Linked DNA regions of Homo sapiens: region 2 is linked to region 1. Evidence: chromatin loops called from intact Hi-C (ENCODE). Cell type or tissue: tibial artery. All regions are shown on one strand. Links, peaks and the distances in the headings refer to the core of each region. The heading gives the core; the rest is flanking DNA.

Region 1 (5,389 bases), core at 330-5,329:
TTTAGAAAAAGCCTCTTACTGATTTCAGAAAGTCTACATATACCACAGAAGACATACTACTTGCTGTGGCCCCTACCTCCAGGACTTCACGGACCAGTTAGCTACAGATTAAAAAACTTTGTCTAGGGAGACAGACTTAATGCCGATCCAATTTTCTTCAAGAGGGAAAGTCCGAGTCCAAATATCTGTTGTATCTGTTGTGGTTACCACCTTTTGAGTGCCCTTCCTCCAAGGTCAGTCTCCCTCCATTGCATTGTCCCCAGTTATGATGAAAGTTTCTCCACAGGTTAAAAATTACCACTCAATCTACAGCCTTTGGGACATAGAGGAAACTTCTGTGGCTTGTTAAATCACTGTATTTCGGTATTTCACACAGTATATGCTACTGACATTTAATCAGAAGAAACAACTTTTTTCTAAAACTAAATTGTTAATAAGGAGATTACAACTATTTGACAAGAATAAAACATAGTCTAAAGTTTGGAAAAAGTGCTAGGGGAAAATGGAGTAAACTTTGATGTAGTCATGAGGCCCTTTATACTCTTGTTGATTAAAATTTGCCTGATAAATTACTTTCTGGAAATAAAATTTAATTCCTCCATGCCACTCACACTCCCCAGTGTCAGGGCATTCAATAATAAATGGGATCTGGATAAAATGCATTCTTCAAATGTAATTATTACTTTAAATATCATATAATGATTATCTCTTCTTTAAAAGACGCTTTTACTTTAAGACATGCATACCAAAATTTTATAGATTAAATAATATGTCTTGGATTTGCTTCAAAGTAATGCTTGTGTTAGTAGGAGGGAATATGTGGAAGTATAGCAAAAAGATTGAGTGGGAGATAATGTTTGAATCTGGGTGATGGCTACTTGCGTGTGTATTATACCACTCACTCTACTTTTGAATATGTTTGAAATTTTCCATCATAAAAAGCTCAAAAATAATATAATGGTCACCCTTAAAGCCAGTCAGTTCTCATCAACATTATTACTTTTCTCAAAGGCAAATCATTCAGAACTACAAAGCAACTGTACATTATACTCACTACTCACCTCTGACCCCCTAGGTCTTCATTGGGCAAGCAATGTTGGCAAAATGTTTTAACTTTCCAGGGAAAAGCTTCAGGGAATTCAGCTTGACAGGGTGAGTGTAGAAGAATTTATACTAAACTTTTATGTGTTTCTGCAGAATCCCTTCCTGCTGGATCAAGAGACCTATATGTTCATATGCCAGAAAAAAGGTGAGGCTCTAAAAAGAGAGGAGAGATTATGGACAGAACTTGGTTTTATTAGTCTCTATGAGCCCTGGAATCAAAATATATGTTAAAAGATGTTTATAAGATTTACTCAATTAGAATTCTCTTGAAAATTCTATTAAGTACTTTTCTAATACTCTTCTTTTTTGCAAAATACCAGAGTTTCTGAGTTCAAGTACAATTTCGCCCAGAAAAACAATAGTACACCCAAATGTACTGATTGTTTTAGAGTTGGTCTGTTACATCGCTGTTCACAGATATGTTATGCCAATTTTTCAACCAGCTCAGCAGCTGCAAGATTAAATAATAAGGTAGAGACCATTATGGTAAGTGCAGGTATAATTTTAGTTATAGATAGAGAGATGGATATTGTTTATAAGTTGATCCACTGTTTATGGGAATTTTGGCATAGTGTTATATATTCAGGCTTGACTGGGTCAAATCTGTCTTGACTTTCTCTCTTACAGCATAGCCTTGGGCAAGTTATGAAACCTTTCTGTGTCTAGTTTTTCCCTAAGGTCTTTCACTGTGTGTAAATTAACTGAATTTATGTTCATAAAGGATCCAGAACAGAATTAGTTCTTGTGCTTGTGCTTATGAAGCTTATAGTAATAAATATGCTATTAGACTTCAATCCTAGAATGTTAGACCTGGAAGAAAATACTATAATTGCTTAGTCTATTTCTCTTATTTTATAGTTAAAAAGCTTGAAAAAACTGCCAATGTCCAGGTTCCACCACCAGAGAATTGGGCCTGGGGTAGGGCCCCCAGGCAAATCTAATATGCTAAGAGGGATGAAAACCATGACTTACAAGTTACAGGAAACTGTCCTACTGGAGGCTTTTCAGCTTAACTCTAATATCTGGCATCTGGATAGATCATTCTATGTGGGCTCTCAGCCCTTCTCCCAACATGTCTGTGCATCTGTTCCTTCTGTGTTAGAGCAGAGTAACACAAACATATAATTAGTATGCTCATACCTAATATTTATAACTCTGAAACCTCTGATTTTTCTTTCCCAGCTTAAAAATACTGATGTGTTTTAAAATGCCACTTGTGAAAAGGCTAGCATTGCAGGGGTAGAGGTGAAAGCAATTTGCATAACTTCTGGAGCTTAGAAAGGAGCCTGGACTAATACAGTAATAGTGCTTTGGACAGTAACAATTTTCTGCCATCTAGTGGATAATTCAAAGAATAAACCATACGTTTACTTTTTTTTTTAAAAAATCGCATTTTCATGAAACTATGACTTCTAAGTATCCTGCCACTTTTTTTTTGTTAGTAAAACAACTACTTTTCCACAAACAGTTCCTCAAATTTATTCTTTCATTGGTTTTATTGATTGATTCTTTTAATGTGAATAAAATTATGCCTCCTTTTAAAATGTTGCTAGAATGATGGGGCACAGTGGCTCAAACATGTAATTCCAGCACTTTGGGAGGCCAAGGCAGATGGGTTGCTTGAGCCCAGGAGTTGGAGACAAGTGTGGTCAACATGGTGAAACCCCATCTCTACAAAAAATACAAAAATTAGCCAGCCATGGTGGCGCACACCTGTGGTCTGGGCTACTCGGGAGGCTGAGGTAGGAGGATCGCTTGAACCCGGTTGGCAGAGGTTGCAGCGAGCTGAGATAGCGCCACTTCACTCCAGCCTGGGTGACAGAGCCAGACCATCTCAAAAAAAAGAAGTTGCTAAAAAATGTGGACACACAAAATATAAATCCAGCATGCTCCATTTCTAAATGTTTGCCTACTTAGAGGCCTGTAATAAGGATCAATTGTGCTTATATTTGGCTCTTTCTAAAGTTTCTCCTTTCTAATTTTGGAGGTCGTAGTGTCCAAGGTTAAGAGCATGGTTTGGCCCTAAAGCCAAACCTCTTACTTAAAACTCTGGCCTTCTTGTAATAACTGTGGGATCTTGGAGAACTTAACTTCTTTGTGCTCCAGTTTTCCTATCTGGTAATGATAGTATATACTGCATAAGGCTACTGGAGGAATGAAATTCATGCAGTCCTTGGTGTTCAGTGTTATTAATGCTTTTATCATTATTGTTTACATGTGTATCAATGTTTACCAGTTTTGAGGAAGAAATTCAGAAGTGACTTGTCCTGTGACTCAATTCAATTTTAAAACTCAACATTTATTTAAGCTTATTTTATACCCAACATTATGGGAAATACAATGCTGAATGAGACATTGCCCTATTTTGAATCAATAGTTTCAGATGACTATAGGATAATTAACTATATAACTCAAAGCAAATATAATGAGTATGATATGAGAATTGTCATAAATACATAGGAGGGGGTGAATATTTCCAGCTGGAAAGGTTGACTTGTGAGTGATAAATGGCTAAATTTTAATTTGGAATTAATTGCATAAATGGCGATGATAGGGAGGACTACCCAGGTAGGAGACTATTTTGAGCAAAAGAACCAAGTTGAAGAAAATCCAGTATTTATTTATTTTGGGAGCAATGAGTAATAAGATATGGCTAAAGCAGAATGTTTCTTCATTCTTTCACCCAACACTTATTTCAGCACCTTCTCTGTACTAGGTTTTGTTCTAGGCAATGCATATTTGATGGTGAATAGAATAGACAAAGACTCCATCCTCAGAGGTACCTATTCTAGTGGGGAAAAATGCTGATAGAGTAGCCTACGAAGAGCCATGAGGCCAGATTTTGGAGGTGAACTAATGGAGAGCCAGTAAAGGCTGCTGAGCAAGATGAAGCCATAATCAGATGCTAATTAAGAAATATTGATCTGGTGGAGGAAAGGTGTAGGATAGATGAAAGGATGAGGCCATGGAGATACAAAAACATGTTTTAACAGGAGATAATTTAAAGCATCTAGATGAGAGGTAATGAAGCTTGAACCATGGCAGTGAAAAGGAGAAAACAGTCTTAAGAGACATTCAACAAGTGAAACAAGACCTGCGACCAGCAGGAAGTGGGTATGTGGGAAAGGGGAAATGGTAACACTAGGCTTTCTGCAGAGAGTGGTGGCACCATGTATTTGTATTAATAGCATCACTGATATCATAGACTCTGGAATCAGATCCATACGTATTGTAATAACTCGAGCCAATTATTGTCCCTCTTTTAACCTCAAATTCCTCATCAGTACAATGAGAATAATTTAAAGTACCAGTTTATTAGATTATTGTAGAAAATGAAGGCAAGCGCATTTCATATTCCTAGGGACATGGAGAGTGCTGGAGGTTCTTACTGGGGGAGGTAAAGAAAGCTAAGACAACATCACCTACACCTGCCTGCATTTGCTTCAGATGTATTTGAAAGGGAGATTGTTGTCACTTTAAGGTAACAATTATTCACAAAGAAGATAACTAGCTGAAGATTTTCAACAATTATTGTACATTATGATTACAAACTAAAGGTCTTTAATATTTCTTTTGAGAATCAAAGCAGTTGTGGGTTTTGATATTACTCTCCTCATAAACTGACAAAAGCCTCATACTGGCAGCTAGAAACATACTTCTTATGAGAGATAATAGAAGATTTTATGAAAAACCTAAGAATGAGAATTAAAGTTTCAATACCCAGAGAGTTTTTATTTCTCCCAGTTTTAATATCTGTCTCTGAACATTTTCTAGCTGTGGACTTGTATTTCTGTTCTTAGAAGCTACATATTGAGTTTAATACTGGGGCATCAGGCAAGAAAAGTGTGGGTGCTAGTTAAGGACCAGGTAAATGGATAAAGAAATGCCTAGATGTTTATTTTCTAGAATTCCATCCGAAGTAATTATGTTAATATCCTAAACTTATATCCACTAGGAATTAGTGCACATTAAGAGAAGGAGAACACTGGAACAGGAAAGGTGAAAGTGTCAAAAAAAAAATAGGAAGCTTAATAAGGAAGAACAAGAGAAATGCTGTACCATGGGAGGATTGAGGCAGCCCATAAATGCTGTTCTGGTATGATAAAATAATTTAATATGTCCAAAGCTACACATACTCAGCGTAGGTTAAAGTAAAATTGGCTGCATTTTTGAGGAACACAGAGAATGCATTTTGAGATTTAATCAAAGTAAGTACAATTGCATTTCTAGCTGTCTGTACACACATGATACAAAACTTGGACAGATTGACTCCAAATTTGGCAGG
Region 2 (5,389 bases), core at 235-5,234, 130 kb before region 1:
GGGTTTTTATTCTATGATTCATTTGTTTGGGAGGAAACGAGATGACCATATTCTTGAAGAGGCCAAAAAGAGGATGTAAATGATGGCAGCAGTGGGCCGTCTGGAGTGGCTGTTGTCATCACGCTGGCTGCAGTGGGAAGGCATAGCTGAGGCTGCCTGCAAACTCCATGGAGTGGGTGGGAGCCTCACTTTCCCAGGCACAGGACCCAGGCGTCTCTGCAGTCTGCACCCTTGGGGTCCCAGGAAGACCCCCCTTGACCCTGAAGGCTTGGCGTGTCTGGTCCCACTGCTTGGCCTCTCCCTGCTCCCGGTGCCCACTCTGATCTTAGAGCAGACTAGGGGCCGAGCCTGGGCACCGTTAAAGCCTGGCTGGGTGTGTGCACACTCAGGGCAGTGCTGACATACCAGTCCCCTGCTGCCTCAGTCTTCTCTGGACTTTGCATGCTGACGAGCACAGGGTATGGGGGAAGCTGAGGGAGGACTGAGGGTAGCTGGATGCAAAGGAGGGCCTGAAGGCTGGGGGCTGGGCTGCCAGTCCTGTGGACCAGAGTGGTGCCTTTTCTGGGCCCACCCGTGGTTGCCCATGGATCAATCAGCATGCACTTCTCCCCCTCTGAGGCCCATAAAAGCCCTGGCCTCACCCAGAGCAGGGCAGACAACCAGATGACAAGCTGCAGAGAGGAGCTACCCTTTCTCCTGGGAGCTGAACACTTGTTAGGACGACCTGCCTGCAAAGAGGAGCTACCCTTTCTGCTAGAAGCTTCGTCTTGCTCACCCTTCACTTGCCTGTGTACCTCATTCTTCCTGCGTGCAGGACAAGAACTTGGGAACTGCCAAATGGTGAGGCTAAAAGAGCTATCACACAAACAGTGCTGCAACATGCCCCTTGCTCACCACGTTGTGGGCGAAAAGAAGGAGAGAAGAGCTGCAGCCCTTTGGGGAGCCCAGACCTGGGAGCTCCTGGAGCCAGGGCTGTGACTCCCTCTTTGGGGCCCTGCAGTTCCTGGCATCTCCAAGCTTTCAGGTGCCACCGCATTCCCCAGTGCCAGCTGGGGAAGCTGCTTGTGGTGCACCTGGTCCAGCCACAGCCTTTCAGAGAGCCGGCACCCATGCCGGGACCTGGAGCTGACTGCCCTGCGGCAGCAGCCGGCATATCTGACGGCGCAGCGGCCAGACCTCACACTCCCTCATCCACCCCTTGCCGCTCCATGCCTGACTCAAAGACTTCCTTGGAGGCATGGGATCCAGGCTGGTAGCATGAGCCGAGTGCAGCCTGCTAGGCCGAGTGGGCAGAACGAGCCCAGCAGGCATGAGCAAAACTTGGGCAAAGGCACCACGAGCCACAGGATTCTGGCCAGAAAAGCGACACTCCAAAGATCCTGTAACATAAACACTAATGTGGATGATTTGGTTATTGATTTACCTAGGGACAGAGAATGGGCCACAAATGTAAACATTTCTAGTGAAAATGCATTATTAAGAAGTGTGCTGTACATTTATATATTCTGCAGATACGGTGTAGTTTGAGGAAGTCAAAGGAGACTCCCTTTTAGAGTGTGGGCTTTTCACCTTATCACATGAAATTTTGTATGCAATGGTATATGGGTGAGAAAATCTATAAGCCTTTGGGTCTGGGGCAGATTGAAAATAAGCCAAAGGATTAGTTGGGGAGGGTGGAAATGAAATTTCTGAAGGAGGCATGCTTACTACCCTGCTCTCTGCAGGAATCGTAGAATTTCATTTGCAGCCATCTTCTCTCTCCACTAGAAGTACTCAGGACTCATGAGAAGAGAGATTATAGTAGAGAAGGGATCATGTTTCTAGTAGTGGGAAAATTCCAGGAGAGGAACTTTCTAGACCCTTCTTAAAAATGGTCTGGTGAGGGGGCAGGTTTTGACTATGAATGGGTATGAGGTAGCTGTTTCAGTGGATGAGCAGGGAATGTATTTACCCAGGTATGGACATTTGTCAAAACTCATTGTATAGTGCATTAATATTTGTGATTTTACTACGTAAAAATTTTGCCTAAAATAACTATAAATAATTATTAAGCTCTAGTTAATGATGTGCATGCTGCAGGTTTAGGGGTAAAGTGTACTGATCTCTGCAAATTTAATTTGAAATGCATTAAAAAATAATGACAGGCTGATGGAGGATAGATATATGATAAAGAGAGTTGGACAAAATGTTAATTGTAGAAGCCAGATGGTAAGTATGTGGGTGTCCATTGGAAAATTCTTTCAACTTTTCTGTATGTTTGAACATTTTAATAATAAAATACTGATGATGGTAGGGAGAAGGAACTAGAGAACAGAAACACTGATGTTTAGCTCTGAAGTTCAACAGCCTTAATCTTGGTGGAATACAGAACTACATAGAAAAAGAGTGACTCCCTGCTGCTCCTCTCTCTTGCCTAAAATAGGTTCCTTGAGCTAAGGACAGTGGATAGTTGGAGCAAAAAGCAAGACAGGTTGGCGCAGGTGAGTGCGCATTGGAAGGAGACCTGGGACCTCTTCACCTCTACCCACCCAGGCTGACTCTCCAGACAGCAGTAACATGGAAAGGAAGCCATTTTAGGTTGATGTAGCACTCTCTGCAAGTTTAGTAAGCTCCACCCTGACATTAAAAAGCACCTGAAAGTTGCCTAGCCTCCTGCCACATCCTGGGAAATGATGAAGGATGAAAGAAGACTAGAAGATGACAAAGTGCTTCGTGGTTGTGATAAAAAGTTTCAGCTGTGGATGGCAGCATAAGCCATGGGACTGGAAATGCATTAGAATCACAAATGTCCCAAGGATGTCAGTGGGACTGAAGGCAGCAACCAGAGAGCATGGCTCCTGCTGCCAGCTCAGGACCATTGCAGGCCAGACCCCTCTCCCACACCACGATGCCACAGAGCCTTCAGAGTAGACATGCCACCAAGGGTGAGAAGATGACTGATAAAACAGCCTCACCAAAATGTTAGCTCTTTGAGAACAGAGATGGTTTTACAAAGCTTTATGTGCCATAAAAACAACTTTCAATTCATTTTTGTTGAATTAGTTAAAAAAAATGGGCTTTTTAATGACCTGATCTATATTCACTGTCTTCATTTACTTATGGTACTGATTTCTCAACCCAATTCAGTCATGTTCTGGCCCCTTCATCTCACATCATCAGCTCCTGCTAAAGTCAGCTGTGATGTCTATGATAGCAAATCTAAGGGATGATTTAGCAGTTATCTTATTTGTTCTCACAGCAGCACTCAACATCACTGACTTTCCTTCTAAAAATATTTAAATTATGCAAAATTTCAAAATGAGAGAAGTTCAGAAAATATTATAATAAAAACTCACATACTAACTACACAGATTTAACATACATTAACATTTTGCCATATTTGCCTCAGGTTGTGAAATCTTTTTCTTAAGGAATGAAATGTTACAATTTTAACTGAAGCCTTCATCATTCCTACAGTTGATGTCTATCATTACCATGCAGAATTTTTAACTTTTATTAAATAAATGTATATAATATGGTCTATAGGATTAGTGTATCAAGCTCCATAACAATTTCTGGGAGAATTTTGATTGTTATTGTATTGAAGTTAGAGATCAATATGGGGGTGAATTTGCATCTTTCTAATACCAGTTCTTCCTGTTTGTGAACGTTGCATAGCTTCATTTATTTGTACAATTTCATAGCTCTCAATAAAGCCTTATAAATTTCTTTATAATGATCTTATATCCTTTTTCTTGGATTTACTAATAGATAAATTATAGATTTTATTTCTCTTGGTTATGGTATATTATAAAATTACATTTCTGATTGTCACTGATGTATAGAAAGATGAATTGAATTTTATATTGATTTTATACTTAGCACCCATTTTAGAACTTTCTTATTAGTTGTAACATTTTGTAGATTATCTTCAATTTCTATGTAGACAATCATATCTGAAAATAATGGTAGTTCTGTTTTTATCCTTTTTTTTTTTGGAATAGAGACAGGGTTCCTGGTAGATAGCACTACCCGGGCACACCACCACATCCATCTATTTTTTTTATTTTTTGTAGAGACAGAGTCTCCCTATGTTGCCCAAGCTGGTCTTGAACTCCTAGGCTCAAGCAATTCTCCTGCCTCAGCCTTCCAAACTGTTGAGATTACAGGCATAAGCCACTGCCCTCAGCCTGTTTTTTCCATTTAAATCTTTATACTTTTATTTTTATTTTCATACAACACCCTGTAGGAGCTTTGTAATGTTGAGTAGAAGCTGTGAAATCAGGCATCCTTGCTTTTTTTGTGACGTCAAAGCATGTGACTCTAACTTTTCTCCAGTATGAAAGATGGTATAGTTTAGCCCTTAACAGTGTGGGTGGTGGATCTAGACAGCCTGAATTTAAATCCTGGCTTGGCCACTTACTCCCTATGCAACAGTTGGATTAGTTACTGAATGTTTCTGTGCCTCAGTATACTCATATGCCAATGAGTATAATAAATTTATCTCAAAGGATTGTTATTGTCTGACACTTAGTAAATGCTCAATAATGTTTTATTAATATGATGATATTTGTTGTAGGTTTGTGGTAAATGTCTTTGTATTAGTCTGTTCTTGCAATACTATAAAGAAATACCTGAGACTGGATAATATATTTTAAAAAAGAGTTTTAATTGACTCATGGTTCCACAGGCTGTATAGGAAGCATGATGCTGGCATCTGCTCAGCTTCTGGGGAGAAACTTACAATCATGGGCAGAAGGCAGAGGGATAGCCAGCATTTCACATGGCTAGAGCAGGAGGCAGAGAAGAGGGAGGTGCTATACACTTTTAAACGACCAGATCTCCTAAGAACTCTACCAGGAGAACAGCACCAAGGGGATGGTCTAAAGTATTCATGAGACCACCCTCATGATCCAGTCACCTCCCACCAGGCCCCACCTCCAATACTGGGGATTACTGTTCAACATGAGATCTGGTGGGGACACAGATCCAAACCATATCAGGGTTTTATCAAGTTAAGAAAGTTATCTTCTATTCTTATTTTTCTAGGACATTTTAACGTGGCTGGATGTTGAATTTTACTAAATGCTTTTTCTGTACATAGAAATAATAATATATGGTGTTTCTTCTTTAAATTGTTAATGTGATTATTTACATTGCCTTTTAAAAAGTGAACCTTTATTATTGTTAAAGGAATAAAGGCACATTGTTTAAAAAGTAAAATTGTACTGCGAGGCTTATCCTCCCAAATCTATGTTCTTTGTGCCACTATTTCCATTCCAAATCCTGCTCACCAGTAGCAAGACTGGCAAACCTCAAACATTTGAGCTGTTTTTCTTCCCCCTCCTTCAGGCATTTACCTCCATGTTTCTTAATGATATGCCTCTAGGCATACTACTATGCCTAAATA

The links. Hi-C counts contacts between places; a loop is a spot of excess contacts. Peaks named below come from ENCODE experiments on the same cell type or tissue, not always from the same donor. Only the 100,000 strongest peaks of a DNase experiment are listed, where the experiment ranks them.
Region 2: it touches region 1 in a loop (4-fold over the local background); 14 of 110 quality-filtered maps call a loop at or near these places.

Annotation. Positions count from the first base shown.
Region 1 is chr6:96,623,980-96,629,368 of GRCh38, reverse strand. No RefSeq gene overlaps it. Among named protein-coding and RNA genes, the nearest start is that of FHL5, 64 kb to the right of the region's middle. In tibial artery, for the core only: a CTCF peak has its summit at 2,443 (motif pointing left); no DNase peak of the experiment used is centred there; H3K27ac peaks cover 3,643 bases.
Region 2 is chr6:96,757,742-96,763,130 of GRCh38, reverse strand. No RefSeq gene overlaps it. Among named protein-coding and RNA genes, the nearest start is that of GPR63, 77 kb to the left of the region's middle. RefSeq lists an enhancer at 313-887. In tibial artery, for the core only: a CTCF peak has its summit at 2,803; no DNase peak of the experiment used is centred there.